3 separate regions of the Homo sapiens genome follow, and all the other regions are linked to region 3. A link is a loop called in an ENCODE intact Hi-C map of the cell type or tissue named here. Cell type or tissue: Caco-2. All regions are shown on one strand. Links, peaks and the distances in the headings refer to the core of each region. The heading gives the core; the rest is flanking DNA. Region 1 has its middle 50 kb from the start of MINAR1. Region 2 has its middle 28 kb from the start of TMED3. Region 3 overlaps ST20-MTHFS (ST20-MTHFS readthrough).

Region 1 (10,970 bases), core at 2,278-10,277, 470 kb after region 3:
TATAAAACTTTATTGAGAGAAACTGAAAGAAGACTCAGGTAAATGGAAAGGAATGGATTGGAAAACTGTCTTGCAAAGATGTCATTTCTCCCCCAATCAACCTATGGATTCAATGTAATCCCAGGGAAAATCTGAACAGGGTTATAATACTTGTGTGTGTGTATGTGTGTGTGTGTGTGTGTGTGTGTGCAGGTGCATGTGTGTGTGTATTTTAATTTCATTAGATGTTTCTAACATTTTCACGGAAATGCAAACAGCTAAGAATAGCCAAGACACCCATGAAAGTGACAAAGTGAGAGGACTTGTCCCACAAAATGTCAACACTTATAAAGGTTCAATTATCACGTCACTGTAGTATTTGCACAGGGATTGACAAATAGGCTAATGAATGGAAATAAAGAGTCTAGAAACAGATTGACACATATGTAGATATTTGATTCATGACAAATATAAGACTGCAAAGCAGAGGGGGACATATAATCTTTTCAATAAGAAACTGAAATAATTGGGTAGTCATATGGAAAAATCAAATAAAATTGGACCCTTACTTTCTAAAACACTAAAAACAATCCAGGGGGATTATAGACTTAAATATAAAAGGCAAAATTCTAAAGCTTTTAGTGGAAATGCAAGAGACTCTCTTCCTAATTTGGGGGCAGAGAATGTTTGGCATTTTGTAGAAGCCATAATTAGCCAGGCATGGTGGCATGCAACTGTCATCTCAGCTACTCAGGGGGCTGTGGCATGAGAATCGCTTGAGCCCAGGATTCAAGGCTGCAGTGAGCCTGGGTGCCACTGTGCTCCAGCCTGGGTGACAGAACGAGACATTGTCTCAAAAAAAAAAAAAAAGATTAAAAGATTAAAAAGAAAGAAAGAAAAGAAAAGTGTTAGCCATAAACAAAAAAGATTGATAAATTATATTACATTAAAATTTAAAGTCCAGGCACAGTGGCTCACGGCTGTAATCCCAGCACTTTGGGAGGCTGAGACGGGTGGATCATGAGGTCAGGAGATCAAGACCAGTCTGGCCAACATGGTGAAACCCCGTCTCTACTAAAAATACAAAAAAAAAAAAAAAATAGCCAGGCATGGTGGCCCACACCTGTAATCCCAGCTACTCGGGAGGCTGAGGCAGAGAATTGCTTGAACCTGGGAGGCGGAGGTTGCAATGAGCTGAGATCGCACCACTGCACTCCAGCCTGGGCAACAGTGAGACTCCATCTTGAAAATAAAAAAATTTAAAAACTGTTATTCATCAAAATACCCCTTTTAGAGAATGAAAAGCCAAACCTCCAAGCAGGAGGACATATAGTCAAAGAAGCAGCAGCATATACTCAATGAGGAACAATGTAGCATATAATAACATAAAATGATCAGACAAACTTTTTGCTGCAAAGCCCTAGTGAGGTAGAGATGAGGAGAGTGCTCTGAAAAGTGGCCCCTCACCTGCAGAGAGTGAATACAAGTTATTTTGTTTTGTTTATTATGGTCAAAAGCACATAACATTAAATTTACCCTCATAACCATTTTTAAGTGTACAGTTCAGTGGTATTAAATGTATTCACATTGTTAGACAATAGATCTTCAGAACTTTTTCATCTTGCAAAACTGAAACTCCGTACCCATTAAAATCTAATTGCTCCTCCCTCCAGCCCCCAGCCCTTGGAAAATACAGGTTATCTGTAATTCATTCAGTCCTTTAAGCCTGTTTTCTCTGTCTACTTTCTCTGATTCCCAGCCTCCATTATTCATACTACTTTCTGTGCAAATTTCTCCCCTGGTCTAGTGTTGTAGAACATGGGGGTTAAATGAAGACTGTGGATTCTGGTGGACCTGGGCTGAAATCCAACAGTTGTTTTATCATTTGTAAAATCAAGATAATAAATAGTACCTAATGATGGCAGAGGCTGCTGCTATCACACTGGCTGCGGCTGGCACTGCACACTCCATGAAGCCAGTGGGAGCTCTGCCCCTTCTAAGTTGGGGGTTCAGCTCCCCAGGTGCCACTGTAGCTACCCAAAGTGTGGCTGCAGACCCAGGCCTCCCGCTCTAGGGAGCAGAATGGACCCCTGCCCAAACTGTGGCTGTGGATCTGAGCCTACCTGTGCTCTTCGAGGTTGCCAGGAACAGGCAGGATCTGCCCTCTTGGGTGCAGCTGCAGGCACCCAACCAGTGACTGCAGACCTGGGCCTTCCACTCCAGGGAGCAGGCAGGAGCCAGAGACAAGCAGGAGTCCTGCTCCTTCCAGCAGGGTGGGATGGGAACTCCCCAGGTGCAGCTGCAGCCACCTTCCCAGGTGCAGCACCTCACAAAGTAAGATCCACTGGCTTGACATTCCAGCCAGCCACCGGCAACTGGGTGGAGCCTGCTTGAGATGGGATGGAGCCCCAAGAATTTGTGAGGTGCTGTGGAAGTGGGACCCACAGAATCAGCTCCCTGGATTCTGCCCCCCTTCCTAGGGGTAGGTGCGGACCTCTCACCTTGCCTGAGTTAGACACATCTGATGGGGATCCCAGGGCCAGAGTATATAAAGCTGCTGGGTCTCTGTGCATGCCTGAGCAGTTACTCTGCCAAGACTCCACACAGTTCTGTGTGTCAGCCCCAGGGCCTGGTGGTGTGGGCTCACAAGGGCATCTCTTGATCCACAGGTTGCAAAGATCCGTGGGAGAAGCATGTTTTTCCAGGGTCACACAATCACTCACCACTTCCCTTAGCTCTGTGTCACTCCCAGGTGGGCCATCACCCAACCTTGCTCTTCTTCATTCTCCATGGTTAAGTTGTTTCCCTAATCAGTCCCAATGTGAGAACCTGGATATTTCAGTTGAAGGTGCTGTATTCACTCACGCCTTTCATTCCTCTCCGTGAATGCCACGGACTGCAGCTGCTTCTAATTGGCCATCTTCGCCCCTCTGCTGTTCATTTCTTATACAGATGAGGTCTCACTATGTTACCCAGGTTGGTCTCAAACTCCTGGGCTCGAGCGATTCTCCCACCTCGGCCACCCAAAGTGCTGGGATTACAAGCATGAGCCACCACACCCAGACTGGGTTTTTAAAAATATGTTTTATAAGGTAAAGGTCAAATTTTATTTGATTTTTCTATATGGCTACCCAATTATCTGCTATTATATCCTACCTTCTTCCTACAATCTCATCACCTACTTGAGTATACACATGGTAGACAAGAGGGGAACTTTTTGAGTTTGATTTCTCTTTGTCCCACCAGCTATACTGCCAGGGAATCACAGCATAGTCTGTGCCTCTTGGCATCGCATATGAAGCCCTTCCCTATCTAGCCCTTGCACCATTTCCAGCCTCATGTCTGACCAATAGACTCCCCCAGCTGCATAAGGCCCCTCATCATTCCCAGATGTGCCACACTCTTTCCTATTCCGACAATGATGTATATATCTTTGCCTTTACTTGTGGCATTTACACGTCTACTCATTTTTCAAGATCCTACTCAAATATTACCTCTTCCAAGAAAACTATACGAATATCCCACACTACTATTTATTTCTACCCTGTTCAGAATCCCTCCTATCCTTCAAGTCCTTTGTTTAGTATTAATCACTGCCTCGAGAGAGTTCTGGAGGTTTTGGACTGTTGAAGGAAAGGGAAGATGTACCTTATTGGGTACCTGTGACCTTGCCAATGTTTGAGAAGAAGCTTTTAGAACCTCTGAGCCAGCTCAGGTCACACCACCATCTCCATAGGAACACTGAATTTCCTCCCACAGTTTTGCTTGATGGAACATCCAGGAGCTCTTTGATGATGGGAGGTAGGTTTCTCCGATCTCTTCTCTGGGCTGAATCATGCCCCAGAAATAGGGCCATGAATTATTGGGGTCTTAGAGCTTATGCAGTAAAGGATTAACCCAAAGAAAGTTTTGGCTCTTTACCCCCAGTTTCTGGAAGGTAACATTTAAGCCCTTGGAATGTCCTGGCTTTCAAAAGTGTCTTTATAAACCTAGGACCTTGGGCCATGCCAGATAGTCTGTACTAACCATAAGATTTATGGTGAGGTCCTTGGACAACACAACATCAGCTTTATCTCTGGAGGGGCTAGAGATCAAAGTCAGTCGTATGGTGGCTAGCCATATCTATGTGACTGATTCCTCAATAAAATCTCTGGACACTGAGACTCAAGTGAACTTCCCTAGTTGGCAATACCCTAGGCATATTGTCACACATCGTTGCGGGGAGAGATAAGTGCAGTCTGTATGACTTCACTGGGGAGCGACAAGTGGGAAGCTCCATTCCTGGTCTCTCCTAGACTTTACCTTTTGTACCTTTTCTTATTGTTGATTTTCAAATGTATTCTTCTGCTCTAACAAACTGTAACCATGGGTAAATTGGCTTGCTGAGTTCTGTGACTTCATCTAGTGAAACTCTGAACCTGAGGATGGTGTGAGGGACCTTCCAAACTTTCAGAGCTTCTACTCAATACATTTCTTTTCTCCATCTAAGGGCACAAAGGATCAAATAGATATAATCTTCAACAGCCTTAAGACATTTTCCAAAACAAGATAGCAAAGGCAGCCACATTGGAAATCGGGTAGCTGGATGGTCCCTGAAGATCAATGACTATACTGATTACCACGTAAGCAATAACTGGTGCAGGTGAGAGTGGACAAGGCAGGAAGTGAAGTGCACCATGGCAGTAAAGCTGTGGGTACCTGGCGATCTACAGGCAAAGAGCCATGTCCCGTGGAGCATGCACAGGAGGTAAACAAGCAGTTGGAACAGGTAGATCCCAGATGGTGATCACACTGGAACCCTTAGTGGTGGCGTTGGTGTTGGTGAAGCACTGGGACCCTTGGAAAAGAAATAAATCGTGTTTATGCCCTTGTAATTGACTTTGTCAATGGGAATAAAGACTATATTGTGTTGGTAAGAACAATAGTATGAGATACCCATGAAAGATAATATAAAAGAAGCTTCCCTGCACCTATATCTGAAAACACTACTTCACAAGTAGATGATCTGATTGAAATTCAGGATGAGGAGTGGCAGGAAGGATAGGTGGCTGAAAAAGCCATTAGCCATACTGGTAGAAGTTCAGAGTGAAGTGGAGGACATAGAGAAAGGGATTAAGGTTTCCAGCCAGGAGTTTAGAGGGTAGAGGTAGTGAACTTCTGAGCCAAAGGAGCTGAGCACCCAGAAGAATTGTGAAGGGCAGACACAGCTTCTGGTAGCCTGGGGAAGGCCAGAGGGCCACTGTGGGATAGGTGCTGCCAGTGCAGGCCAGGCATCACTGGAAGAATGACCTCTCCCTTTGCAACAGAACTTTAGCTATGCATTCTGGCATTGGGCTCATGTGGGTATCAGCAAGTAGCAGCTCCAAGCAGGTACTACTGTCAGCCAAGAGAAGGTAGGGCTAGTCACAACTATTTTGTTTTTCAGTGAGGCAGAACACAGAGCAGAGTCTGGGGGTCCAGCCAGCTTATAGCCTCCCTAGAAAGTTCCTTCCAGGAATAATGCCTGCTAAGCTGTTCATTCCAGTTCAGTTCCTCAGTAAAGAGTCAAAACTCAACAGTACCATGAACCCATGACCTGCGCATGGCTTGCATTGTGGCCTTGATGTCTATCTCTTCCTAGGACAGGCCTGCCATTCATGTTGCTGAGGACTGCCGAGAGGATGGGGTGATCTTCATGTCCATAGCTGCAGAGCACAAAACCCAGAAGGGCAGAGACTTCTTCCTGCAAAGTCCAGAAAAATCTAAGCCCTGTTGAATAATGAAGCTCCGCTCAAGCAGCTACTTTGTACACAATGCACATGATTTTACTAATGGGGAAACTGGGGCCCCAAAAGCTTAAATTGCTTCTTCATTAGTGATAGAGCTGGTCACCTCTAGGCTGTGATGCAATATTTTTAAGTCCATATGGATACTTCTGACAGCATTAAGACCCCAGTGAGCTCTGGAAGGAAGAAGGAAGGTGCTTTGAGGACAGGAAGGGCAGCTCTGACATTGTTAAGTCAACAGTCTGAGTTGACTTTGCAATCACAGGACACACAGCCTTTTAAACCAGTGAAAGAATCAGGCAAATGCAACTGTTTATCACCCCAGGGGAGAGCAGGTAGCTCTAATAAGACCAAGCCAGGTGAGAGTGGCTCCAATATGATTTGTCTTCTTTTGTCCCTGTTCTGATGAGATACCAGGTTAAACCTGCCCTCTCAGCCTGGGCACCACTGGGCAGGGGAACAAACCTCTGTGACATTTAGCACTTGTTCTAGACAAAAGTTGCCCAAAAGTGCTAATGGTTCAGAGGAACAATTAGGAGTTTGACTACAGATCACCTGCTACCTCCTTACCGCTCCAGAGGACCTTTTAACCTTCATCCTGTTTTGCTAAGTGTGCATCTCTCAAGCTGTTCATGCTGAAGTGAGCAGAAAATGAGACTAAGAGACATTCACCTTAGCTTCTGTCTGTTGTGGGTTTGTCTCCTTTGGTTCATGGGGTCTGTGTGCACTCTGCCTTGGCTCAGGTTCATTTGTTCAAGGCTGTTAAGGTTACAGACTTAACTGGGTTTCTTTCCTGCCTTAGAGCCCACCAACAACTAGAGGATGCTGCCACCTGGTGGTAGCAATCGCCTTGCATGGGACTCTATACCAGTGAGCATCAAATTGCACTAAAAAGCTAAGATTTTGCAAGAATACCCCTTGCACAGAGACTTGGAAGGGAATCAATTTCCAGGTGCCTCGACTGTCATTCTTAAAATCTGCCTGAAAACAGATTGGAATGATCAGATACAGTCTCCTTGCCCATCTTCTCTTTAAAATGGCATTTTTGGACAAAAAAGAAAGACACATCCTTATCCATCCTGAATCTTACTATTGTGCATTGCCCTGAGCTGTAAAAAAACTGCAGGATGTCAAAGGGACAATTTAAAATACTGTCTTCAAGGACAACTCCATTAGTGATTAATCAAAGCATCATAGGCTTGTCTAGGATTTGTCTGTGTCTGCAGGTCTGGGAGATATTTCTGTGAGGCTAAGTGAGACATCGGAGCCTATGTTGGCCTGTGCTAGAGTGTTCTGAATTTGGATATATTGTAGAGTACCGCAGTGAAGGGTTTCACCTCTTCCATCCCCCAAATATTGCCAAGTAGAGCAGCACTCTTGAGGGAGAGTCCTCTGAAAACATAAAAATGAGCCCCAGAAAATATACCCTCTCTCTCTCTATATATATATATATATATAAAACTATATATATGTAACTACATATATACAACTATATATATAACTACATATATATAACTATATATAACTATATATATAACTATATATAACTATAACTATATATAACTATATATAACCATATATAACATATATAACTATATATAACTATATATATAACTATATATAACTATATATATATTTGAGACTCTCTTTATATATATATGTGTATAACTCTCTCTATATATATATAGTTGAGACAGAGTCTCGCTCTGTCGCCCAGGCTGGAGTACAATGGCACAATCTAGGCTCACTGCAATCTCCACCTCCAGGTTCAAGCGATTCTCCTGCCTCAGCCTCCCGAGTAGCTGGGATTACAGGTGTGTGTCACCACGCCCAGCTAATTTTTGTATTTTTAGTACAGACAGGTTTTCACCATGTTGGTCAGGCTGGTCTCGAACTCCTGACCTCGTGATCCGGCCCCTCCCTCAATATTTAAGTGATTGCTTTTAGACATATATATACCAAGGACCTGCACATCTTAGTGATGCTGATACTTTTAAGCATGATAAGAATGTTTTCTGAGCTACCAGAATTCTCCAGTGTACACTGACTCATTCCTGCAGATAAAAACCTTTTGTGATCTTTCAGATTTGGTGTGTTTCATTCAATAATATAGTTAAAACCTATCACATAACACATCATATTATGAAATATTTATTCCAATTATTCTGCCATTACCTTATTTCAGCTTATAAAATGTTTAATATTTTTCTCTCTTTTTAAGAAAAAACAAAATTATATGCTAGCTGTCAGACTGATTCATTTATACACTTTCATTAAATACATAAGGAAAGTTTGATCAGTATATCTAATGTGATTAATAATTTCTGACTTTATACATGGTTCTTATTTGTTAATTATTTCAAAAAGCTAGCCACCACTGTTTAATACACAAATACATACACATTTTTCAAATAAATGCCTCATATACCTAGCTTCTTAAAGAACAAATTTTAGCCACACTTTACATCGCAGTAATATTAGAGTAATTATTAGATATATATCACTTCATTATTGATTGCTCGTAGTAATATATCTTACAAGATGTGCTTTTAAGTTATTCCTTAATTGTTCTTTGGAAAATACTATTTTTTGAAACACATATTGAAAAATAAAGTCAATCCTTTCTAGTTTTATTAAATAAAGAAAGTAAACCTAATGTGACTGAATACTTTGCCAACAAGAAATTGGCTTTGCTCATTAGGTTATATAGAAGATATTTTCCATCAACTGAATAAGCTAAATCTGCAGTTCTAAGATTTCAATAATGATAAAAATTATTTACAAAGCAGGCAAGACAATTAAGACATTTGATAATATTGGACTGACAAAGGCATACTGAAAGTAAAATTTTAATTTTCCCCACTCTTATTGATTAAATATGGTGCCTGTGAGTAAAGGGGCAACAGTATAATTAATAGTCACTTAATACATGTTGGTAAAGTTTTTTGGTTATATGTTCCAGGAATATAAATAAGAAATCACTTTATGAATGGGAAACATCATTTGAAAATAAGGTGTTTTCCAACTATTTGATTTCAACAACATTGCAGAAAGACCTAATTACGTCATCAACTGATAATGATAGATAAGTATATCACTTTTGCCATATTACTTAGAATTCCAAGAATTGAGTCACAATTCTAAAACATAATTTCTATTCCCACCTCCATATTTCTGAGAACAAGGTTTCTCAGTATTTGTATCTATAAAAATGAAAAAATAGAATAGATACTAAATCATATTACATTTTGGCCATAAGTAAAATTAATCAATGGAATATGATAATGTTTTTGCAAGCATTCATCTCATTAAAAGAATGTATTTACAACAACCTTCCCCTTTTATGTTGTAGTTGGCTGCCTGCCCACCTGTGAGCTCCCATGCCTCATCCTATAGTAGAAAGTCCTCCCTAGAAAGCAGCTGCTCACCCAGTGACCTTAGGCATGTCATATGGTCATGTGACTACTTCTCACCCATAGAAAGGAAGCAGTCACAGTGGGTGGAACTTCCAGGCCAAGGCTCTTAAGAAGGTCTTCCCTATACAATCCTCTTCCTTCTCCAGCTGGATTCTGCTAAGATGACAAGGCGCTCAAGGATGGAGAAGCCATAAAATCAAAAGAGGCTTGAGTCTCCGAATCACTGGACAGAGAGCCACATACCAACTAGAACATCCACCTAAGACTGGAAAATGGGCCAGAGATAAACTTCCATTGTGTTAGGCCACTGGAATTGGGGATTTGTTTAAACAGCCATCCCTACCGTAAATAACACAATACTCAATAATGACTTATCAATATTTATAATACATCTCTGTTGCTTTTAATAAATATATGCTAGTAATGAATTGTATTAATAATTCAATCCGGAAGAATTTTTAACACTTAGAGCCTTATGGTCATAGGAAATTGTTTAGATGTTTAATTTCAATTTCCATTCGTAATTTTGATACAGGGAATTTTGATGGCATGACCAATAAATATTAAAATGTATTATAGCATAAGCTAAAATTATGTATTGGAAGGGATGTGGCAAAATAAATTCAAGCAAATAAAAGGATGATATAAAACTTTTTAACATTATAGAACAGTTTGTTCAGCCGGGCGCGGTGGCTCACGCCTGTAATCCCAGCACTTTGGGAGGCCAAGGCGGGCGGATCATGAGGTCAGGAGATCGAGACCATCCTGGCTAACACGGTGAAACCCCGTCTCTACTAAAAGTACAAAAAATTGGCCCGGCGCGGTGGCGGGCGCCTGTAGTCCCAGCTACTCGGGAGGCTGAGGCAGGCGAATGGGTGAACCCGGGAGGCGGAGCTTGCAGCGAGCCGAGATTGCGCCACTGCAGTCTGGCCTGGGCGAAAGAGCGAGACTCCGTCTCAAAAAAAAAAAAAAAAAAAAAGAACGGTTTGTTCATATGCAATTTTTAAAGATGATCGTTTGCCTTAAGTTGCTACCAGAGTCCTTCACTACTTCTTTAAAAATATTTAAGACTAAAAATCTATGCACTATGGTAGATATTTTAAAAAGTTATTAAAGCATGAATTGGCAAGTGACAGATCTGTATCTGAAGTTAGAGACATCTTTATAATCATTCACTACATGTGCATTTATTGAATACTCTCCATACTTCAGACACTGTATTAGAGACTGTAAAAGTACAAAAATAAGACACACCTACACTCAAAACTCCCTCCCCACACCTGCACTTGAAAATCCCTCCCCACATTCTCTCTCTCTCTCTCTCTCACACACACACACACACACACACACACATGCACACACTCTCCACTTAGGGTTTGCTATTTTGAATACCTAGGATGACATATCCACCTCACCCTAGAAAGTAGGCCCACTGTAGAAAAGAAAATAGGCCCACGTGAGCAAGAAAATGGCTCAACCTAAAATTGCAAATAAAAGAGTGATCTTGTTCATTTAGATATTCTGTACTTTTTTATGACACCTGTAATACCTGTAATCTCTGCTCCCTGGTATCCCTCTAGTTCTTCCCAAAGTGGCAATGCCAACAGCTAATTCCAGGTTTTCTCAGCTTCATGAAGACCTACCAGTAAGTAGTCACAGTCTTGACCCCACCTCCCACTGACTGAAGGAGCCACTGAGCACATCACGTACCTGAACTGGCCTTGTTACCTGAGGCTATTTGAATGGAAGTCTTGGAGGTCTGCAAAAACTACCAAACTGACCCAAATCTAGACCAGCTAGATGATTCCAG
Region 2 (10,970 bases), core at 1,324-9,323, 510 kb after region 3:
CAAAAACAGTCTCTTCCACATCTCCTTCCGGCTACTGCTCAAACACAGCAAAGCTTTAAAGTTAAACTCCTATAAAACATTGTCTCCCTTTCACACTGCCTCATCTCACTGGGCTCACTACAGTGAAGTCTTTGCCTCCAATGTTTCGTACAAATTACTCTTGTTAAGTCACCAACGATCTCGACCTTGCCAGATCCAAAGTTCAGTTACCAGTTCTCTTCTTGCTGGCCCTCTGGGTTGAATGAGGTTCCCCCAAATTCATGTCTTCCTGGAACCTGGGAATGTGACCTTAAAAGAAAAAGGGTTTTCTGCAGATGTAATTAAAGTAAGGATCTCAAAATAATGTCATCCTGCATTAGAGGACCCTAAATCCAATGACAAATCCTTATAAGAGAAAAGAGAGAGAGACCAAGAAACCACCATGTGAAATGGAGTTGGGGGTTTGGTGGTGTGTCATGGAACCTAGTCATGTATCCTAGCCTGGGGCCACCAGAATCCTGGAGAGAGACATGGAATGAGCTCTTCCCCAGAGCATCTGGAAGGAGCCAACCCTGCCAATACCTTGACTTTAGAATTATGGTTTCCAAAGCTGTGAGAGGAAAAAATTATGTTGTTTTAAGCTTCCCAGTTTGTGGTCATTTGTTACAGCAATCCTAGGACGCCAACACCAGCTCTCAGCAGCAGCATTTGACACCGAGGCTCACTCCTCACTCCTGAAAAGGCATCTTCTGGTGCCTTGTGGGCCACCACACTCTGGGGGGTTCCTTCTGTCTTTCCAGCTGCTCCCTCTCACTTTCTATTTGACCTTCTCTTCTTCTCAACTTCTATAAGTTGGAGGCCCATGGGATCTAGACCTGCTTTTCTGTCTTTATTTACTTGGTGAACTACGTAGGCCGAGTGTTTTTATTTCACCTTCTATCTACATATTTATGGAATCTCAAAGTTTTCTCTCCAGCCCAACCTACACTCTGAATTCCAGACTCATATGGCTGTTGAATTGCTATCTCTGCAGGACCTCTAATAGCGATCTCCAACTTAACATGGCCAAAACAGAGTGCTAGATCTGCCTCCACCAAAACTCCATCCCCAAACTCTCCTTCCCACAGTCAGGCTCATCTCAGTAAATGAGACTACCTTTCACCTGGTAGTTCAAATTCACAAAGTTGTCATTGACTCCTTTCTTTCTTTTGTGCCTCATATTCAACCCAAGAGCCTGTCCCACATCCTTCACCTCTCCAGTTGGTTGAATCCATTGTCATGTCTGCCTGGACTATGGCAGTAGCTCCTCACTCCCTGCATCCACTCTTACCCCTGCAGTCTACTACCCACAAAGCAGCCATAGTGACCCTTTGAAATATAAATCAACACAAATTTGAAGATTCATAGAAGCCCGATTTGTAATAGTGAAAATCAGAAACAACCCAAATATCTTTCAGTGTATGGATGTCTAAATAAAATGTGATACATCCATAGCATAAAATACTACTCAGAAATAAAATGAAAGAGCATATATTATGCTGAGCGAAGACAGATGATCTCAACAGGCCACATGTTGCATGATTCCATCTACGTGACATCTTCAAAGTGACAAAGGTACGCAGATGGAGAACAGATTAGTTGTTAACAGGCACCAAGGGTGGTAGAAGGGAGGGCAGTGTGTATGAGTATAAAGGACTGGCATGGAAGAGATCTCTGTAGTGATGGACAGAGTGTCTTGGTGATGGAGGTTGTATGCACCGTCCCATCATGGCCTGAAAGCTTTCTGTGAGCTGGCTCCTGGGTACCTTGAACTTCACTTTTTAACCACTATACCCCTTTCTCACTGCCACACCAATTCTTATCTCCATGCTGTTCCTCAAACAAACCCTTATATTTCCATCTCCAGACCTTTGCAATTGCTCTTTCTCCTAGCTGAAATGTCCCCTGCTCAAACAAAATCTCATCGATGAGACCTTCCTTACTACCCAATCTCAGTAATACCTATTCTCACTCCATCTCACTCTTTATACCCACACCTAACTTTGTCTTTATAGCACTTATCAGTACCTAATATTACATACATTTACTACTTTATCTGTTTATTGTCTGGCTGTTCCATGAGATGTAAGTTTCACAAAGGCAGGAACTTTGTGTTTTATGTTATTATCTCCCCAGTGCTAAGCAGGGCCCAGTGTAACACAGACACTTAACAAATGGTTATTAACTACTTAATTAATTAAGATGACTAATCTTTTGTGATATGAGTTGTAATATGAGTTTTTCCTCAGTTTGCCTTTTGTCTTTTGGTTTTGTTTATACAGTGTATATGTGTGTGTTTGTGTGCATGCTTTACCATGCAACAATTTTAGATTCTAGGTAGTTAGATTTATCAACTTCTTTTATGATATTGTACTTCAAAGGACTCCCTTAAGGTAAATAATATTATTTTCAAAGATTTTCCTCTAGCATTTAAATTTTTTTCTTTGTAATGTTTACAATTTTTATCTACCTGGAAGTTATTTTAGCATAAAGTATGAAGCAGAGATTAACCTTTTTTGATATAAAAGTTGTGACACTGCTTTATTTTTCTTTCTGTTCACATAGTATATCTTTGCCAACCCTTCTTCAAATTTGCTGGACAACTTGGTCTTAATTGTGTTTCTTGTATACAACATCTTGTTTATGTTGCATACAACATAAAATTGGGTTTTGCTTTGTGATCCAACATTTTCTCTTCTGATAGATGAGTATCATTTTCCTTATCTATATGTCAGATATGGTTGATGTAAGATCTTTTATCCTATCTTTATTGCTTATATCTCTGCTTCAAACTCTTGTTTTGTAACGACAATTACTTATTTCTTAAACTGATAATGACATATTTAGTCATAATTTTCATCTGCCCCCATCCACGTTTTTTAGTTTTTCTCATCTTTAATGTGTTTTTATGTGTCATTTTTATTTTGTCACATTTTTGTACCAACCAAGGTTTCTCAGCCTAGCACTGATGACACTCTGGGTCGTATACTTCTTCATCAGTGGAGGGCTGTCCTGTGCCTTGCAGGATGTTCAGCAGCATCCCTGGACTCTACCCAGTAAGCGCCTCCTCCTCCCCAGTTGTGACAGCTAAAAATATCTCCAGACATTGTCAAATGTCTCCTCAGGGGCAAAATCACTGGTAGTTGAAACCGCCGAAAGAGATCATGCGGTCCTTCCTTTTGATCCCTCATCTCTGCAAGAAGTGAATTCTTCCTGCTTGGGGATGAGCCCACACTCCAGTGAAGTAGGAATTTTTCTTATGGCACAGGGAAGGGGAATAAACGAATTCCTGTAAACTTTTCTGTTCCGCAGCCTACTGGGCTTGGCAGCTGTTCAGCAACTCGCAGAGCAGTCTCTCTTCTCCATCTGCCTCGCTAACAGCAGCCACAGTGATCTAAAAACCTACGCCTGGCCATGGGCTCGCCTACCTAAAACCTGTCAAAGGATGAAGCTCAAGCTCCCTCTTATGGGATTTGTAGTATATTATGGCAATCTTTATATTATGGTAAGGCTCCTTTGCTGGCCCTTGCATCCTCTCCATCTTTACATATACCTATTCCCATCTTACCTTCTCTTCCTATGGTCCAGCCCAGCCAAAGTCCTTGCCTCCCCTGAGTACTCAAGACCACATGAAACTCTGTGCCTCTGCTCATGCTTCCTTCCATCATCTGCTGTCTTTCTTCCCCTGCTGGCTTTCTTTCTTCACCTTTTTTTTTTTTTTTTTTTTTTTGAGACAGGGTCTTGCTGCTGTGTCACTCAGGCTGAATGCAGTGGCATGATCGCAGCTCACTGAAGCCCCTGTCTCCCAGGCTGAAGCAATCCTCCCACCTCACCCTCCCAAGTAGCTGTGACTACAGGTACACAGCACCACACCCAGCTAATTTTCTATTATTTTGTAGAGATGGGGCCTCAGTATGTTGCCCAGACTGGTCTCAAATGCCTGCATGCAAGTGATCCTCCTGCCTTGGCCTCCCAAAGTGCTGGGATTGCAGGCATGAATCACTATGCCCAGCAAATTACCTTTTATCTGACCCCTCTCACTCAATTGGCCACACTCTACCTTAAGCTAGTACCTCTGTCACAATTCATACTTGATAAGTGAATGGATGTATGAATTAGTGAATGGATACATGAAGGAATGATGTATTTTTCTTATTGATGTCATTCTGGGCAGTAGTTTGGCTTATTGGAAAATTAATGAATGAATGCATCCATGATACCACTTCCAAGTTACATCATAATTGACATAATGAGAAAATGCCGGAAAAATAACCTCCTTGCATTTAATAGTCCTGAATAACAATTATGGCTAACATTCATTAACTGTTGACTACACGCCAGGTGTATTAGTGATCTTTTGCTGCATAACGAATTATCTCAAAATTTTTTGGCACTTCACGACTGCAAACACTGCTTATCACCATCTCAATGGATCAGGAATTTAAGAGAGATTTAGCGGGGTGATTCTGGCTCAGGGTGTCTCAAGAAATTGCAGTCCAGATAGATGCTGGCTGGGGCTGAGGAGGTTGAACTAGATGGTTTTCAACAGCTCAAAGTCCATGACACTCTGTGATATGTTGACTGGCCCCGAAATTCCCACAACCTGATCTCTTGCAGAGACCCACACTTCTCCCTGCTGAGGAGCAGCTTCTTGAGTGGAGACCATGGCTTGTGCCTGCCCAATCCTTGAGGTAAAGTTGAACTTTATTGATGTTTCTCTACTGTCCTCTTGTGGTCATTTCTCATATTGCTGCAGTTCTTCAAAAAGATGAAATTCAAGTATTTCTAGTAAAAGCTAATTACCGTGCTCAATACAGTACTTTAAACAGTATTTACTAGGAGCAATGGGAGATACACATTCATGTAATTTGGCTTTGGAGGGTTTAGTCTTACTAGCAGTGAGACACACAGCCCTAGAAGTGTATGATATTATGCAGTAGTGTGTGTGTGGTGTGGCTCAGAGCTAGATCAGAGGTCTAACACTGCTCTCTACACACATCATCTCCACCACCATCACCATCCTAATCACCACCATCACCACCATCACCACTACCATCATCACCACCATCATCCTAATCACCACCATCATCACCACCATCACCACTACCATCACATTCACACCATCACCACCACCACTGCCATCACCACCATCAACACCACCATAATCACCACTATCACCATCATGTCATCACCACCACCATAACACCATTGCCACCACCATTACTACCATCACCACCATCATCACCATCACTACCACTCCTCTGTCATCACCACCCGCTAGCAGCTGCACTGCCGCCACCATCACTGCCACCCTCATCATGACCACTACCATGATCACTGCCAACACCACCCCAAATTTGGAGCTATCCGACACTGTGGACTTTTGCAATGGAAGTTAATAGAATCAACAGCAAATGAAACAGATTAGCTTAAAATTTAATATTTGTACAGTGTAGGGACCAGCCCCACAGGGTCGGTGGGTCTCTCCCCGTGTGCGGAGATGAGAGAGTGTAGAAATAAAGACACAAGACAAAGACATAAAAGAAAAGACACCTGGGCCCGGGGGACCACTACCACTAAGTTGCAGAGACCGGTAGAGGCCCCGAATGCCAGGCTGCACTGATATTTATTGGATACAAGACAAAGGGGCAGGATAAGGAGAGTGAGCCATCTCCAATGATAGGTAAGGCCATGTGGGTCACGTGTCCACTGGACAGGGGGCCCTTCCCTGCCTGGCAGCTGAGGCAGAGAGAGAGAGAGGAGACAAAGAGAGAAACAACTTACACCATTATTAGAGACTTTTAGTACTTTCACTAATTTGTTACTGCTATCTAGAAGGCAGAGCCAGGAGTACAGGATGGAACATGAAGGCAGACTAGGAGCATGACCACTGAAGCACAGCATCACAGGGAGACAGGCCCCTGGATAACTGCGGGTGAGCCTGACTAATGTCAGGCCCTCTACAAGAGGTGGAGGAGTACAGTCTTCTCTAAATTCCCCGGGGAAAGGGAGACTCCCTTTCCCGGTCTGCTTAGTAGTGGGTGTTTTTCCTTGACACTTACGCTACCGCTAGACCACGGTCCGCCTGGCAACGGGTGTCTTCCCAGATGCTGGCATTACCGTTAGACCAAGGAGCCCTCTGGTGGCCCTGTCTGGGCATAACAGAAGGCTCGCACTCTGTCTTCTGGTCACTCCTCACTATGTCCCCTCAGCTCTTATCTCTGTATGGCCTGGTTTTTCCTAGGTTATGATTATAGAGCAAGGATTATTATAATATTGGAATAAAGAGTAATTGCTACCAACTAATGATTAATGATATTCATATATAATCATATCTAAGATCTATATCTGGTATAACTATTCTTATTTTATATTTTACTATACAGGAACAGCTCGTGTCCTCGGTCTCTTGCCTCGGCACCTGGGTGGCTTGCCGCCCACAGTACAGAGCTTTTAATTTTACAAGGAACTTTCACAAATATTTTATTATTGAAACCTTGCAATAGCCCTAAGAGGTGAAGCCAGGGCAATTACCATCCTTCTATTTACTTTGCCTTTGAGATGTTTAATGCAGAAAATACTAATGGTAACATAACAAACACCCACATATCTGCCACTCAGGACTAACAAATGCTAATATTTTGTTATACATTCTTCAGATTTTTTAAAGAAAAAAATACTGCACAGATAAAATGGAAATCTCCTTTGTACCCCATCCCAATTTCTATCTTCAATTCCCAGAGGTAAACTTTTCTTTACAATCTGTGTTTTTATAATTTTACTATATATTATACATGAACACATTTATTTTTCCCATGAGCTATACAGAATAGTGTTTAATGTGTGTTTTTACTGATATATAAGTGATACCACATTGGATGGTTTTCCTTTTTCACTGTACACTCTGGTGTGTCTTCAATATTATTTCATGTTGCTTTATTGGGAGCTATTTTATTCATTTCCAACTGTTATAAAGTATCCCCATATACAAGCATGCAACGTTTTGTTTATTCATTCCCATCCATGTGCATTTGAGTTATATTGTAATGTTTTATCACCAAACACAATGCTGCAGTGAATATCATTGTACATTTCCCTTAATACCACATTTTGTTACAAACGAGGAAACTGAGGGTCAGAGGGGAGAGACCATGTGGTCTGCTCATCCTCACACAGCTCCCAGGAGCAGAGTCAGGATTTGATCACTACCGAACTGTTCCATACTCCAGGAATCTTCTGTGCACGTTCCTGCTGATGCGAGTGTGTGATCGATATCTTATAAAAGAGATCAGGAAAAAGGGAAGTAATTCAAGCTACGAAATGCACCTAGTCTTGACAAAATAGTGGTTCTAGTAGAATATAATTTAATTTTTTAAAAGCAGCATAGGTTGAAAGACTTGGATGGAATTTATCTAACACTGTCTGTTATTGGCTGAACTGTGTCCTCCCCTTTCTCCCAAATTATTCTATTTTTGTTTTTTGTTTTTCCCCCAAATTCTTATGTTGAATTCTGAACCCACAGTGTCTCAGAATGTTACTATATTTGGAGATAAGGCTTAAAGAAGTAATTAAATTAACTACAGTGAGCCCTAACCCAACATAACTGTTGTCCTTATATAAAGGGGAAATTAGGACACAGACATGCACAGGGAAGGGACCGTGTGAGGACACAGAAGACAGCCATCTGCAAGCCAAGGAGAGAGGTCTCAGGAGAAACCAACCCTGTTGACACCTTGATCTCTGACTTCCTGCCTCCAGAACGGTGAGAAAATTAATTTCTGTTCTAAGCCACCCAGACTGTTGGACACTTTGTTATGGCAGCCCCAGCGGACTATGACACTTTGCAACTGATAGCAGCTAAAGCAGATAGATCCAATAGATTCTGGTCAGTTCACATACAGGCTTGGTAGTAGTGAGGCCTGTTCCACCAGGGTCCACCACAGCCCAGAGCTTTCAAGCCCCTTGCTCTGGTGACAGATGCACAAAGCATTTGTTGTCTGTTATTATTATAACTACTTTGACACTTGGAAGTTGTGACATGGTAAGTGTCCTGAGTGTTTCATGTACTGGAAATATCTATGTCCCTCTATTTTATAAGTCAATCGATCAACTCTAGTGGGTGTAGTGGGTGGAGTTTGCTGGGTTGGATCCACCTAGAGTAAAAATATTAGCTAGGGTGCTAATGTGTTTTTTTCTTTGTTTGTTTTTTGTGTTTGTTTGTTTGTTTGTTTGTTTTGAGACAGAGTCTTGCTCTGTCTCCCAGGCTGGAGTACAGTGGTGTGATCTTGGCTCACTGCAACCTCTGCTCACTGCAACCTCTGCTCACTGCAACCTCCATCTCCTGGGTTCAAGTCATTCTCCGGCCTCAGCCTCCCAAGTAGCTGGGACTACAAGCACCTGCCACCACACCTGGCTGATTTTTGTATTTTTAGTAGAGGCAGGGTTTCACCATGTTGGCCAGGCTGGTCTCGAACTGCTGACCTCAAATGATCCACCCACCTCGGCCTCCCAAAGTGCTGGGATTACAGGCATGAGCCACTGTGCCCAGCCCTAATGTAGTTTGTTTTTGGCTCTATCAAGACACCCCCAGATCCAGCTCCACTAGCCAGCCAGTGGGGGCCTAGCTTTTTGATGTTTTAATATCTGCCTGCCAGAGCCACAGAGGTTCAGAGAGGGGAAGATTTACAACCTCATGTATAAGAAATGCCCCACCTCCGTGGCACCAGAATAAGAAAGGAGTGAATCTGTAGCTCCAGACTCCACAGCCACACTTCAGCTGCCACCCTTATCCCTGACCAATTATTCCTTTATCAAAATTTTTCATCAGGAATGGCTTGTATTGATCTTACAAACTTAGTTTTCAGGGCCTCTTGAGATGACCAAATGGCTTTCCTTATTTTCCTTACTAGCTGCATAGCCTTGGGAAAAGATTAAATTCTCTGTGTCTCAGTTTCCTCATCTGTAAGATGGGAGTATTAATGGTTCCTATGCTGCTGAGCTGTTGTGAGAGATTAATGAAATGCCACACAAAAAAGCACTAAGAACTGTGGTTGGTGCCTAGCAAGAACTCAATGTAATTTCTTTTGTAGTCATTAATGTTCTATCAGGAAAAGTTAGAAAGCTAGCGTTTACATTTTCTCTTACCTTCCCTCACCTCCTAATTCTCAATTTCAATTTGCTGTATTGCAATTTTTAAATAATTAGACTTCATAACATTTATAGTCCCTAGATTGTTCATAGTTGTCTAGCCTCAGCTGTATATTTTAATGGATGAAATGCTTGAAAACCTGCCCTTTTTGTGATGGCCCCTTTCCTTTCCTTACTCAGTAGAGTTTTTCCTGGGGTAGCTGATTCAAGAGTGGTTCAAAGGTGCTCTGTGCCCTGAATTCCTTCTAGTTTTAGAAAGGCCACCTGTGGCCTTTGTAACTGAATGACAAATTAGCAGTGTATCATTTCCCTGGGTCCACACTGTCTCTCCCAGAGTTCCCTGAGGACAGTATTCCAGGGTCTTATCCCAGTAAATGTCAAGAAATAGTTTGGGGTCACATGATTTCTCCCTCTGACAGGTTACTTGCTTTTTTGTCTTTGTTGTTTGTTTGTTTGATGAAACTTCAATGTTGTTTGTTTATTTTTCCCAGAAGCCCAGGAATATCACCAGAATCTGTCTGTGTTAATCATTTTGCTTTATTTTTTCCTGAAACGCAAGGTACCTTTTTAAACTGAGGATTTAGGTCTTCCTTGACTTTTATTAAGGCTTTCTTTTTTTACGTCTTTGAAATTGTTCTGTTTTCTTCTTCAGGAACACCAATTACCTGCATGATGGATATCCTTGTTGTACAAAGCTGTCTGGCTCTCCCTAATAACTTTCAGCTTTTTGTTCTTTTTGTTTTCCATTTGTTTTTCAGACAGTCTTCTCAAGCCTTTCTTTAGTGTCCCTCCCTTGATTTCAGCAGTGCAGTGCCTGTTCTCATTTTGGCATCTTAAAGTTAACTATCATTTCTGAAATGATGTTTCCTCTTCCACATATTCCCTGAGACTGGACAGCTCCTTTTCATCTCTTTTGTTGTATTATAACCCCTTCTACAATTTCTTGTAACCTTCTCTGAAGTCTTGTTGCCTTTTTTAATTTTTTTCCTTTTTCTAAGACTATGAGGGAAAAAATGTGTGCACTGTTTGACTTCCTGGAGTAATTCTTCCGAAATACATTTCCTGCGTGCCTTCTATTTGTTACTTTGCCGTGATCCTGGTCTTGAATTGTCACTTTTCCTTTTGTGATCCAGGTCACTGATTTGCTGAAGAGTCACACTGTGTGGGGAGAAGTTGAGGCAGAAGCAAGCTGCGAGTCAGAGGTGCCTTCTCCACATCCTTTCTCATCAGTTCTCCTGAGATTTGGGGCTATAAAGCTCCCCCCGACCCTTCCTTCACCTGCCACATCTCCTGCACACCTGCCTGAAAAGCTTCTCCTCTGACCCCACCTGCCCTGCCACTCTGAAATGAGGAAAAGAGAAGGGGTCACCCCTGCTGCTCACACATGGCCCCTAGATGCTGCCATTCCAAGCTCCACCATTTGGCCATTCAGGACCAAAACCTTCTTCTTTTAGGAAAGTCTTAACCCTCTAGGACTGTTCTAGTCCTCTCCTTCCCTTTAGTTCAAATATCACTGCATTTGACAGCCACTCTTCATAGCTAGTGATTTTTGACTATGGCTCTTTCCTGGTTTCAGTAATTTAAATTCTATTTTACTCTTATTTGCTTGGGTTGATTTTAAGGAACTGGATGTCGGGGGAAGACAGGGATCTTCCTTTTTACTTCAGAAGCCCAAGATAATTAGTTTAGAACAGTTACTCTTAAGCTATTAGTTCTATTAATTTGCTATTAGCTAATAGCAAATTAAGTTCTACTAATTTGCTATGGTCTGTGAGGCTACTCTGGATTTGTGATAATCTTATCAA
Region 3 (10,970 bases), core at 1,032-9,031:
AATACAACTTCCTTCCTTTGTACCTATTACCTTGGAACTTACATTATTCTACCCCTTATTACTATTATTTAATAATCTCTTTACAGACAACTGATTAGATGCATTTTTAGCTGACCAGGTTGTTAGGTCCTAGAGGGCATGAATAGTAACTTATCTCTGTGTTATCTGTAGTTCCTTGGGCAGGGCCTTCCATAAAGTGAGTCATTAGTAATGACTATTGATTTGAATCCATTAAATTTTGATTCAAACTTTTTTCTGCTCTTTTCCTGTAAAGCTGTTTTAGAAGGTTTTAGAGAGGATTATGTTTTTTTTTTTTTTTTTTTTGAGATGGAGTCTCGCTCTGTCACCCAGGCTGGAGTGCAGTGGCGCAATCTTGGCCCACTGCAACCTCTGCCTCCTGGGTTCAAGCAATTCTCCTGTCTCAGCCTCTTGAGTAACTGGGATTACAGGCACGCGCCACCATGCCCAGCTAATTTTTGTATTTTTAGTAGAGACGGGGGTTTCACCGTGTTGGTCAGACTGGTCTCGAACTCCTGACCTCGTGATCTGTCTTGGCCTCCCAAAGTGCTGGGATTACAGGCGTGAGCCACTGTGCCCAGCCGGATTTTGGGTTTTAAGAGCAAGTTTCTCCCCCACCAGAAGAGGACTTATTGAAGCAGATAACAAGGCTAGTTGCAGTGAAAAGGCACTTGGAACTAACTGGAAAAGCACATTATATAAAATCCATGTACTATTATTTCAAAGTAATAGGTTACTTTATCATAGACTTGCTGTAATAGAATTTGTTCTAGATGGCACAAGGCTCATATTAGCTGGGCTATGAGTCCTCTTAGGCATGCAAGAAGAGAGCAAGCTGAAGAAATATAATGTACTGTGTAATTTTATTTTAGTTAAATATACTGAACCAGAGAGGTTGCAGGACTTTCAAGTGCTCATTTAACAGTTCAGTAAAAAAATGGTGAAAGACAGGAAGAAGTTTCCATTTTACTAAACTCTTAAGGCTTGGAAATCATACTGTGCAATAATTAATTAAGAATAGTGGGCCAGGCACGGTGGCTCATGCCTGTAATCGCAGCACTTTGGGAGGCCGAGGTGAGTGGATCACCTGAGGATCAGGAGTTCGAGACCAGCCTGGCCAACATGATGAAACCCCATCTCTACTAAAAAAATATAAAAATTAGCTGGGCGTGGTGGTGCATGCCTGTAATCCCAGCTACTTGGGAGGCTGAGGCAGGAGAATGGCTTGAACCCGGGAGGCGGAGGTTGCAGTGAGCCGAGATCGTGCTACTGTACTCCAGCCTGGGCAACAAGAGCGAAACTCTGTCTCAAAAAAAAAAAAAAAGTGACTTTGCGAGCTCATCTTCTAAAAACTGAGAAAAATAGAAATAGCTCCAAAACACCGTTGTATTTCTGTATCTGAAGAAATTGTTCTTCACTGCTTTTAAGAGTAAGCTAGACTTTTTTTTCTTGAGTACACCCTCACATGAATGTGAGCATAGGATGGACTGCCCTCTAGACTCTTCCCTAAATGCCTAATTTCTTTCTTTCTTTCTTTCTTTTTTTGTTGTGGTAAGGAAACACATAACAAAATTTACCATCTTAACCATTTTAAAGGTACAGTTCAGGAGTGTTAAGTATATTCACATTGCTGTGCAACAGATCTCCAGAATTTTTCATATTGCATATCTGAAAATCTATACCCATTAAACAGTTCTTCTTTCCCCCCTTTCTTCAGCCTCTGGTAACCACCATTCTACTTTCTGATTCTATGGGTTTGACTGCTTTCAAGACTTCATTTAATTAGGATCATATAATGTTTGTTTTTTTGTGTGTGTGACTGACTTAATTTATTTCTTGATTGAATCACACAGATAAACAAGGTATTGTCCTTAAATTCTCAGAGTCACTAAGCTTTGATTCTAAAGAGATCTGAGATATTGAATCTATAAATAACTTAAATTTACAAGAAGAAAACAAACACATTAAAAAAGTAGGCAAAGACATGTGCAGATACTTTTCGAAAGAAGACATATACATGGCCAAGAAGCATATGAAAAAATGCTGAAATTTTTTCATCATAAGAGAAATACAAGTCAAAACCACAGTGAGCTACCATCTCATACCAGTCAGAATGGCTATTGGTAAAAAGTCAAAAAATAACAAATGCTGGTGAGATTGTGGAGAAAAGGGAACGCTTATGCATTGCTGGTGGAAGTGTAAATTAGTTCAGCCATTGTGGGAAGCAACGTGATGATCCCACAAAGAACTAAAGACAGAATTACCATTCGACCCAGCAATCCCAGTATTGAGTCTATACTCAAAGGAATATAAATCGTTCAACCATAAAGACACATACTCACATATGTTCATTGCAGGACTATTCATAATAGCAAAGACATGGAATCAGCCTAAATGCCCATCAATAGTGGACTGAATAAAGAAAATATGGTACATATATACTATAGAATATTATGCAGTTATAAAAAAGAGTGAGATCATGTCCTTTGCGGCAACATGGTTGGAGCTGGAGGGTATTATCCTAAGCAAACCAACAGAAGAACAGAAAACCAAATACTGCGTGTTCTCACTTATAAGTGGGAGCTAAATGATGAGAACACATGGAAGAAAGAGGGGAACAGCAGACACTGAGGCCTCCTTGAGGATGGGGAGTGGGAGAAGGGAAAGGATCAGAAAAAGTACCTATTGGGTACTATACTTAGTACCTGGGTGATGAAATAATCTGTACACCAAACCCCTGTGACATGAGTTTACTTGTATAACAAACCTGCACATGTACCCCTGAACCTAAAATGAAAGTTAATAAAAAAGTTATTGAAAAGTTCCATCCACCCATTTTACAGATGAGTAAAATCAGACAAGCAGAGGTTGCCTACAGTTAGTGAAAAATAATAGGAAGTTCTAATGTCTTCTCTGTTTCATTTTTAGGTCCATCTGATTATCAACAACTCAGATGCCAAATAAATATAATATTTAGAAATGCCATTTATATTAAGCTACTGCTGATGTGGATCCTATTTTCTGCAGAGCATTTTTACATATCTGCAGTAAAGAGAGTTTAAATTATATTTTTTTCCAGTAAGTTTTATTTTTGTCAGTATCTGCTAAGATAGGATAAGCTGATGTATAGATTTTTTTTTGTTAAAAACCTTATGGCAGAAGCTGTAAAGTAGGGATTGGCAGGGTGCTTTTTCTGCAGAGGGCCAGATAGTAAATATCTGGGGCTTTGTAGTCCATACAGTGTCTGTTGCAGTGATTCAATTCTGCTGTTTTAGTGTGAAGACAGAGCATGGCTGTGTCCTATTGAAACTTTATGTACAAAATCATACAGTGGACCAGATTTGACTTGCAGGCTATAGTTTGCAAACCCCAGTGGTAAAGTATTGGGACACCATTCCCACTTTTCAGTCTGCAGCAACCTAGCTTGCTTCTTTCATATACAATTGTAGTTGTTTATGGTGATGGTGATGATGATGTTGATTAAGAAAATAATGTAAATCAAATTACTATTATCTGTTGACATGATTTTAGAGTTATTTTCTAGACAACGTAGTAGGCTTAAGATATAAAAAACATACTTAAGAAAATAGCATGTTTGAAGTACCTCTTCAAAAAGAAGACTGGAAATTTTTCTGCATATTGTTAAAAATATTTTTTTCTAAAGGAAAATAGCTTTGTTCTTATAAAGATAAGACATAAAGAATAAATTAAAAATAAGCCCAAATCTCCAAGCCAGGAGTAACCACTGATAATAACCATATTTTGGTCTTTTGCTAGGTGATTTTGGTTGGCCACCTCTAGATCCACTGTCTATCTTTTCTACTTGCTTAGTGGCAAGGAAGACCAGCCTCTGTGGACTACATCAGCAGGCAGCAATGAAGACCAGAGGCTGCAGGGTGTTACCCCTCGCCCCCAGTGCACATCCACACTCCAGTCAGGCAGCCTTCTCATCGCAGCTATGCGGGTTCTTATAACCATGCCCTCCCCAGCCCTTCCCCTTGCACCTTCAGGCCAAGTTGTTGGTACAGTCAGCTACCCCAGGGACTGTACCATCTCTCTTGCTTTCTCTAAGCATCTCCATCTCTTTATTAATCTTTTCTAGTTTCCCTAGTTTGAGTGTGCCTTCTGTCCCTCACCATGGCCCTGACCTGACTGGTACAGACGCTGCATCCAGTTTGACTGATTCCACCACCAAGGCAAATAAGCAGCGCTCTCCCTGTCTGCTTTAATTTCGTAGGGAAAGAACAAAGAGCTTCCACACTTCACTAGAGCTACACTACCATTCACATTCCCAGGCCTGCATTTCCTAGCTGTATGACTTTGGGCAAATTACATCATCTTGTTGGGAAGATTAAATTAAGTCATGTTTGCAAAGAGCTTAGCACAGTGTCTAGCACACAGCTGAATGTGCTGAAAGAAATTATAAAAGAGCAACTTCATTTTTCTTGGTTTGTAAACAGATACACCTCAAAGGAGCCTTTTAAAGAGAAAGGCTATTTCTAACAGAGGAATGCTTTCCTATCACACGTGTTTCGGAGACTGTATTTCAGTGAGCCATCACGGCTCCTGCTCTGCCTAAGGCTTGAGCAGTTTCTTACGGACCGCTCTGCATGTTTCTAGCTGACAGGAGGTGGCAGTAGAGAGCTAGGCCCACCCTTGCACATGGTTTGGGCTGATAGGAAATCTGCATGATAGCTCTTGTAGTGTTAGTATTATGACTCAAGAAATAACTTTCAGAGTCAACAGAAGGAGGATAGGCATTATTCATATCCCCAAGTATAATACAGCTAGAATTTATTGAACACTTACTAGAGTTTTATCTCCTTTATTTAGTCCCTCTAAAATAGCATTATTTTTATCTGAAGAAGAAATTGGGTTTCAAAGAGAATTTCAGTAACTTTACTAATGTTTCTTAGCTAGTAATGGTTGTTATGGGATTCAAACCTGGGCAGTCTCTGTAAAAGCCTGCACAGATAACTGCTGTGCAGGACTGCCTCCAAGGCTCTTGTCCTTGATGTTTGTGTTTAAAAAATATAAGGATGATATTTTTTAAAATTTGGTTCCATATGCACATGATAAAAATGTAAACCATATAGAAGAGTACTATGAAAGTGTAAAATAGTCTTCTCATCCAAGTCTCCTGTTCTTTAATACTTTGTTTCAGAGGTAGCCACTCTTCTTTCGTATCCTTCCTGAGATATCCTTATAGGGGTGAACCTGTATTATGGGTAGAAGGATTGGTTTCTATAACCCATTTTATCTTGACTCCTGGCCTCTTGTCCTTGATATTTTTCTAGGCTCTTTGGATTAGGTAGGAGGAAAGTGCTGCTGTGAGATCTTCAGCAGCCAAGTCACTAAATATTATCCACATTTCTTATTAGCTTTTTCAGCTTTACTTAGAAGAGTCTAAATTCCTGTCACCTCCTGCTTCCTTCATTTAAACACATAGTGTTCATAAGATTGAGTGAAAGCCTTGAACCCATAATACACTTGGGTTTTAAATATAAGATGCACACAGATTGTCTTATATTCTGAATACCTCAGTAACTGATTAGCAGAATGACCCGTGTCATCCAGGGATACTAGGAGAAGGGCCACCTTACATGGTGTTGGTACTTATTTCTAATGCTTTTGTGACAAATATGGTCGCTGTATTCTGGTGCAAATGTTAGTATCTGTGTTAAAAGAAAGAATTTTATAGTAAGAATGCAGAAGTGATCAATTATGGTGGTCATGTCTTTAATAGATGATTCTCACTACGGTGTGTTTGATTCAGTGTGAATATTCCCAGATGGCCAAAATAGGTTGTGACCATTCATAGCAGAAAGAGTGAAGGTATGTTTACAATGTAATTTTTAAAAATTAACAGTCTATAATAATAGGTGGCTCAGTTAACTCCTCCTTAAGTATGTTATAGATTTGCAGGGAACCATGTTTTTTAAAAACCCAATTTTTGTATATAATCAGAAGTTGAATATATTTTATTACTGCAGTCATGTAAATGGTTTTGTTTATTGCCTTGTATGTGCTGTACTGTTTTATATGAAGAGTGATTCAAGGAGGTTGTGCTTCAGTCTGTTCTTTCTAAGGCAATCATAATGAGTTCAAAACATATGGTATTGATTTTTGACAGTTCTGCCTCAAGAGCTATCATGAATTATTGGTTCTGTATTTTATTTTAGGATTTCAGCTTCTTCATGTTTTAGAAGCATGTTTGATGGAAGTACCTGTGTCTCTCTGTAATCAGCCACGTGGCCTGAGGAGTAGGCATGCAGCAGTTGATTAAGTTGACATTTGGTATTAATAGCTTAGAGACTCTTTACATCATAATATGCTTATCCATTCTAGATTTTAGGTGAAGGTAATTTTGATGATGTTTCATAGCTAATAAGTGGTAGTGCTGGATTCAGACCCAGGCAGCCTGTCTAGAATCCTACACACTTAACCCCTCTCCTGTACTACCTCTAAGATGCTTGGCCTTGTTGTGTTTCCTCCATACCTTTACTTAATCTCATTTGTATCTTTTGGTAATAGGAACCATGTATATTATCCATCTGGAACAGCAAGCCCTCAGCTTCACCTCTTATGAGCTGAGTCTCTTATGAGTTGAATGACTTTAGGGAGTAATTTGACCTCTCTGAGCATCAGTTTATTCTTTTGTGAAATGGGGATAATAGTTCCCACCCTCCTGCCTCCCTAGGTAGATGTACTGACCAGCTGGTTTTATTCATCCTTCTCTTTCCAGGATATGGCATCTTGGCTGACACATCGTAGGCGCTTTACAAATGTTAGTTTCTGTGCTCTCCTTCTCTTCTAGAAGCAGGACTTTGGTTAAGAGTTAGGTATCTCACAGGATAATCTGAACAAGTCACTCCTTGGATATAGTCAGGAAGCTAAAATAAATACAGCAAGGGGACTACTCATTATATCCCTTATATCCTTCACTGTCATTCTTTTTTTCACGGTAAACAGAACTGAGCTCAAATTCTCTGGGGAAAGACAAAAGCTCTGTTCCTAGAAGGAAGGGAGAAGGATTCCTACTACTTAATGGACCACAGGCATTCTTACAGTATAGGATAAGAGCTGGTCACACCAAACTGCATGGACTGGGAGGACTCAATGGAAGTTTAAGATTTGTGATATTATGATTGTTATGATAAATAAGTTAACAAAAAGAGTAGAAAACCCTTACAGGAATGAAAAACAATGTCGCAGGAGCAAAGGTGTGCAGATAGGAAGGTGCCCACATACCTCTTGGGCTCTAACACTTATTTTCAGCCTTCTTTTCAGTATTACAGTAAAGACAGTCCACTAGCTGAACTGATTATATTCTGAAAAGCTCAGGACAGGGAGTCTGAGTTCAGGACATCTTAGGAGGTGTCAGGGGCCCAGGCTACCTCGCTGCCAGAATTAATAAGAATGTTTTGTACGGTGAACTGAATCCTCAGAGCCTAATACTTCTGTCTCAGGAAGTAGAGGCATTTATAGAATCTTACTTCTTCATTTTTTTTCGAGGCCTACTACCTAGGCTTTTTTCCTGGTCAACGAAGATTCTGCAGCTCAGCATCTGTCCCCATCTCTCCACTTATATTATCCTTGCCCCGGTGATTCCCTAGTTGCCAAATCTAATAGATATTTTTGTGTCCTTACCTTACTTGTCCATTCTGCCACATTTGACACTGCGTCTACTTCTCTCTCCCTGAAACTCTCTTTCCTTATGTTCTATGATGGGGGTTATCACATTGCAGCCCCACAGGCCAAATCTGGCCCTCCACCTGTTTTTGTAAATAACATGTTATCAGGACACAGCCACACTCATTCATTTACATTTGTCTTTGGCTGCTTTCATACTACACAGCAGAGTTATGTTCTAACAGAGACCCTAAGGCCTGCAAAGCCTAAATTATTTACTCTCTGGTCTTTTGTAGGAAAAATGTGCTAATCTGCATTCTATAACCTCATTCTCCCCTGGTTTTCTTCCTCTTTTTTTGGCTCTGCTGAACCCCTTTGCTGAGAGAACATGTAAGAGCCAGTTCTAAGGTAAGATTGTAAAAGCTCTGGTCAAAAAATACTTGAAATATTGGAGAAACTATACCCCTTTCCCTGCTACCTGGTTCAAGAAATAGTGCCTGAGATTTCTTTTTAAAAAAATAGAAAGGTATCCTAATAAATACAATTGTTGTGAACAGATATGTTGCATTATCTAATACAGTTTTCATGACCAGCTCCATTTTACGGATGAGAAAACAAATGGAAGCACAGAGATTGCAGTAGCTTTCCTATGATCACACAGCTAAGAAATAGCCTGAGGGCCCATGCCCCTAATCACCACATCAGACTGCCTCCAGAGGGCACTGCTGTTTCAGAGCCAGCACCAAATGAAAAGACGGAAGATGTTTTTGAGCAAATAAATGCAGTATGTGGGGTTGGGTGAGTTTTCCAAAGGTTAGCTTTGTAGTTTTGGAATGCAAGATCACATTGGAAAGGTAGCGAAGCCTGGAGAAAAACACTCAACAAACCATGACTCTGCAGAACAATCTTATGACATCTAGAGAGCTCTGTGCCCACTAACACAGAATGTGAAGCAAGTGCACACAGGATTAAAATCAGAGCAGGTTGGCTCTTGCACATTGCACTGTCAGTGGACGCTATTAATGAGTCTTTGGCGATTTGAAAACAGAGCAATGCCAGAGGCATATGCAGAACTGTGCACGGACTAAGGTTTTTCTTCTGTCTCCCCTATTGAATTCTGACCTTGTGGTGTGTGAAGGTGTCTCTGGTGTCTACCTCTATTAGTGGGACCAGTGTGTGTGAGGGAAGCTTGTTGAGCCTCTGCATGATTTTTAAGCCCCACTGAGCTGTCACCTTTGAGGAGGAAAAACATCCAGCATAGTGTTCCCAAAGTGTGAGGAGCCCCAGGGGTGTGTGTGGGGTGGGTGATGCATGTGGGGATGGTGGTAAGGCACAGGAAGAGCTTCAAGGATGACAACAAATAAAGTCAAGCAAAGAATACATGATGTGTTTCAGGGAAAACACTTGGATTTAACAAGTAGCAGAAGTGGGAGAAGACTAGGAAGTATATCTTAAGGACCTGAGGCCAGGAGCAACCTGTGATCCCCGTGGTTGAAGGGAGCAGCAGGAACAGTTCTGTGGGCAGGGCTACAACAACAACACCGCATGTACGATGTAAGGACCTCCACCTAGGAAGGGCTGTTTCCGAGCCTTAGTTACCTGGGAATCCAAAACCATTCTCGTCTTGCTTCTCAAGTGTAAAACTCATTTTGAAAAAGCAGCCATACAAAGTTATATTTTTATTATTTTATTTTATTTTTTTGCCTCTTTGAGCCAAATTTATGTACTTCGGAATTATTAAAATAGAGGATGTCATGCTAGGATTGATCCATTCTGCAGGCAAAATATTCATTTTTCAGGGTTTCTTTGGCCTAAAATTCTATTAAAATCCAAGGATGAAAGAGGAATTGGAAAAATTATGGCCCTCAAAGAAATTTTCTGTCCAGTGAGGGAGACAGAGACGTGTACCATCAACTGTGGTACAAGGTAGACTTCAGTGAGAGCTGTGATCAAAGTACAGGGAGTAACAAGAAAAGAGGGAGTAGATTAACTCTCGCTCAAGGGATTTGAGAACGTTGTTTTCTTATCTCTGTTTCATTTCTTCATTCTTTTCCTCCAACTACCTAAATGTGGATGTTCCAAACTTCTGCCTTTTCTTTCTTGTGTATTGTATCTGGTGGGAATCCTGACTATTCTCTTGGCTTCTCTTTTGGTCTCTTTGCTTTTTTAAATTTTTTATTGTGGTAAATAACATATAATGTGAGATCTACCCTCCTAAAAGTTGTAAGTGTCTGGGAAAGTATTGTTAACTGTAAGCACAGTTGTACAGCAGATCTCTAGAACTTTTTCATCTTCCATGAATGAAACTCTGTATCCATTGAATGGCAACTCTCTGTCTCCCCCTTTCTCCTGCGCCTGGTAACCATCATTCTACATTCTGTTCCTAAGATTTTGACTACTCTAGATACCACATGTAAGTGGCATCATAAAGTATTTGTCTTTTTGTGGCTGACTTATTTCACTTGGCATAATATCTTCCAGGCTTATCCATGGGTTGCATATTGCAGAATTTCCTTCTTTGATATGGCTGAATAATATTCATTGAATGTATGTACCACATTTGGTTTGTTCGTTCATCCATCGATGCATACTTGTTTCCATATCTTGGCACTTGGGAATAATGGTGCAATGAACGTGGGAGTGCAAATATCTCTTTAAGACCCTGACTTCAATCCTTTTGGATAAATACCCAGAAGTGGGATTGCTGGGCCATATGGTAGTTCTACTTTTAATTTGTTGAGGAACCCATATACTCTTTTCTTTAATGGCTGCATTATTTTACACCCCCACCAGCAGTGTACAAGGGTTCTGATTTCTCCACATCCTTGCCAACATTTGTGGTTTTCTATTTTTTGGATATTGGACATCCTCATGAATGTGGGGTGGTATTTCATTGAAGTTTTGATTTGTATTTCCCTGATGATCAGTGATGTTGAGTATATTTTCATATGCCTGTTGGCCATTTGTATGTCTTCTTTGGACAAATGTCTGTTTAAGTCTTTTTTTTTTTTTTTTTTTTTGAGACGGAGTCTCACTCTGTCGCCCAGGCTGGAGTGCAGTGGCGCAATAGCTCCACCTCCCGGGTTCACACCATTCTCCTGTCTCAGCCTCCCGAGTAGCTGGGACTACAGGCGCCCTCCACCATGCCTGGCTAATATTTTGTATTTTTAGTAGAGACGGGATTTCACCATGTTAGCCAGGATGATCTCTGTCTTCTGACCTCATGATCCGCCCGCCTCTGCCTCCCAAAGTGCTGGGATTGCAAGCATGAGCCACCGTGCCCATCCTGTTTAAGTCTTTTGCCCAGTTTTTAATTGGGT

What was found. Peaks named below come from ENCODE experiments on the same cell type or tissue, not always from the same donor. Only the 100,000 strongest peaks of a DNase experiment are listed, where the experiment ranks them.
Region 1: a loop joins it to region 3, with 22 times the contacts of the local background. A loop is called at or near these places in 92 of 110 quality-filtered maps.
Region 2: a loop joins it to region 3, with 7 times the contacts of the local background. A loop is called at or near these places in 25 of 110 quality-filtered maps.

Annotation. Positions count from the first base shown.
Region 1 is chr15:79,376,814-79,387,783 of GRCh38, reverse strand. It overlaps a transcript of TMED3 not described here. Among named protein-coding and RNA genes, the nearest start is that of MINAR1, 50 kb to the left of the region's middle. RefSeq lists an enhancer at 6,308-6,517 and a silencer at 6,608-6,657. In Caco-2, for the core only: a CTCF peak has its summit at 6,570 (motif pointing left); a DNase peak (open chromatin) is centred at 6,583.
Region 2 is chr15:79,333,974-79,344,943 of GRCh38, reverse strand. It overlaps a transcript of TMED3 not described here. Among named protein-coding and RNA genes, the nearest start is that of TMED3, 28 kb to the right of the region's middle. In Caco-2, for the core only: CTCF peaks have their summits at 4,746 (motif pointing left) and 6,152 (motif pointing left); no DNase peak of the experiment used is centred there.
Region 3 is chr15:79,847,370-79,858,339 of GRCh38, reverse strand. All of the region lies in intron 3 of ST20-MTHFS (ST20-MTHFS readthrough), which reads left to right. The region is part of intron 2 of MTHFS (methenyltetrahydrofolate synthetase); the gene reads left to right. Among named protein-coding and RNA genes, the nearest start is that of MTHFS, 44 kb to the left of the region's middle. RefSeq lists an enhancer at 4,132-4,633. In Caco-2, for the core only: CTCF peaks have their summits at 4,635 (motif pointing right) and 8,379 (motif pointing right); DNase peaks (open chromatin) are centred at 4,649 and 8,359.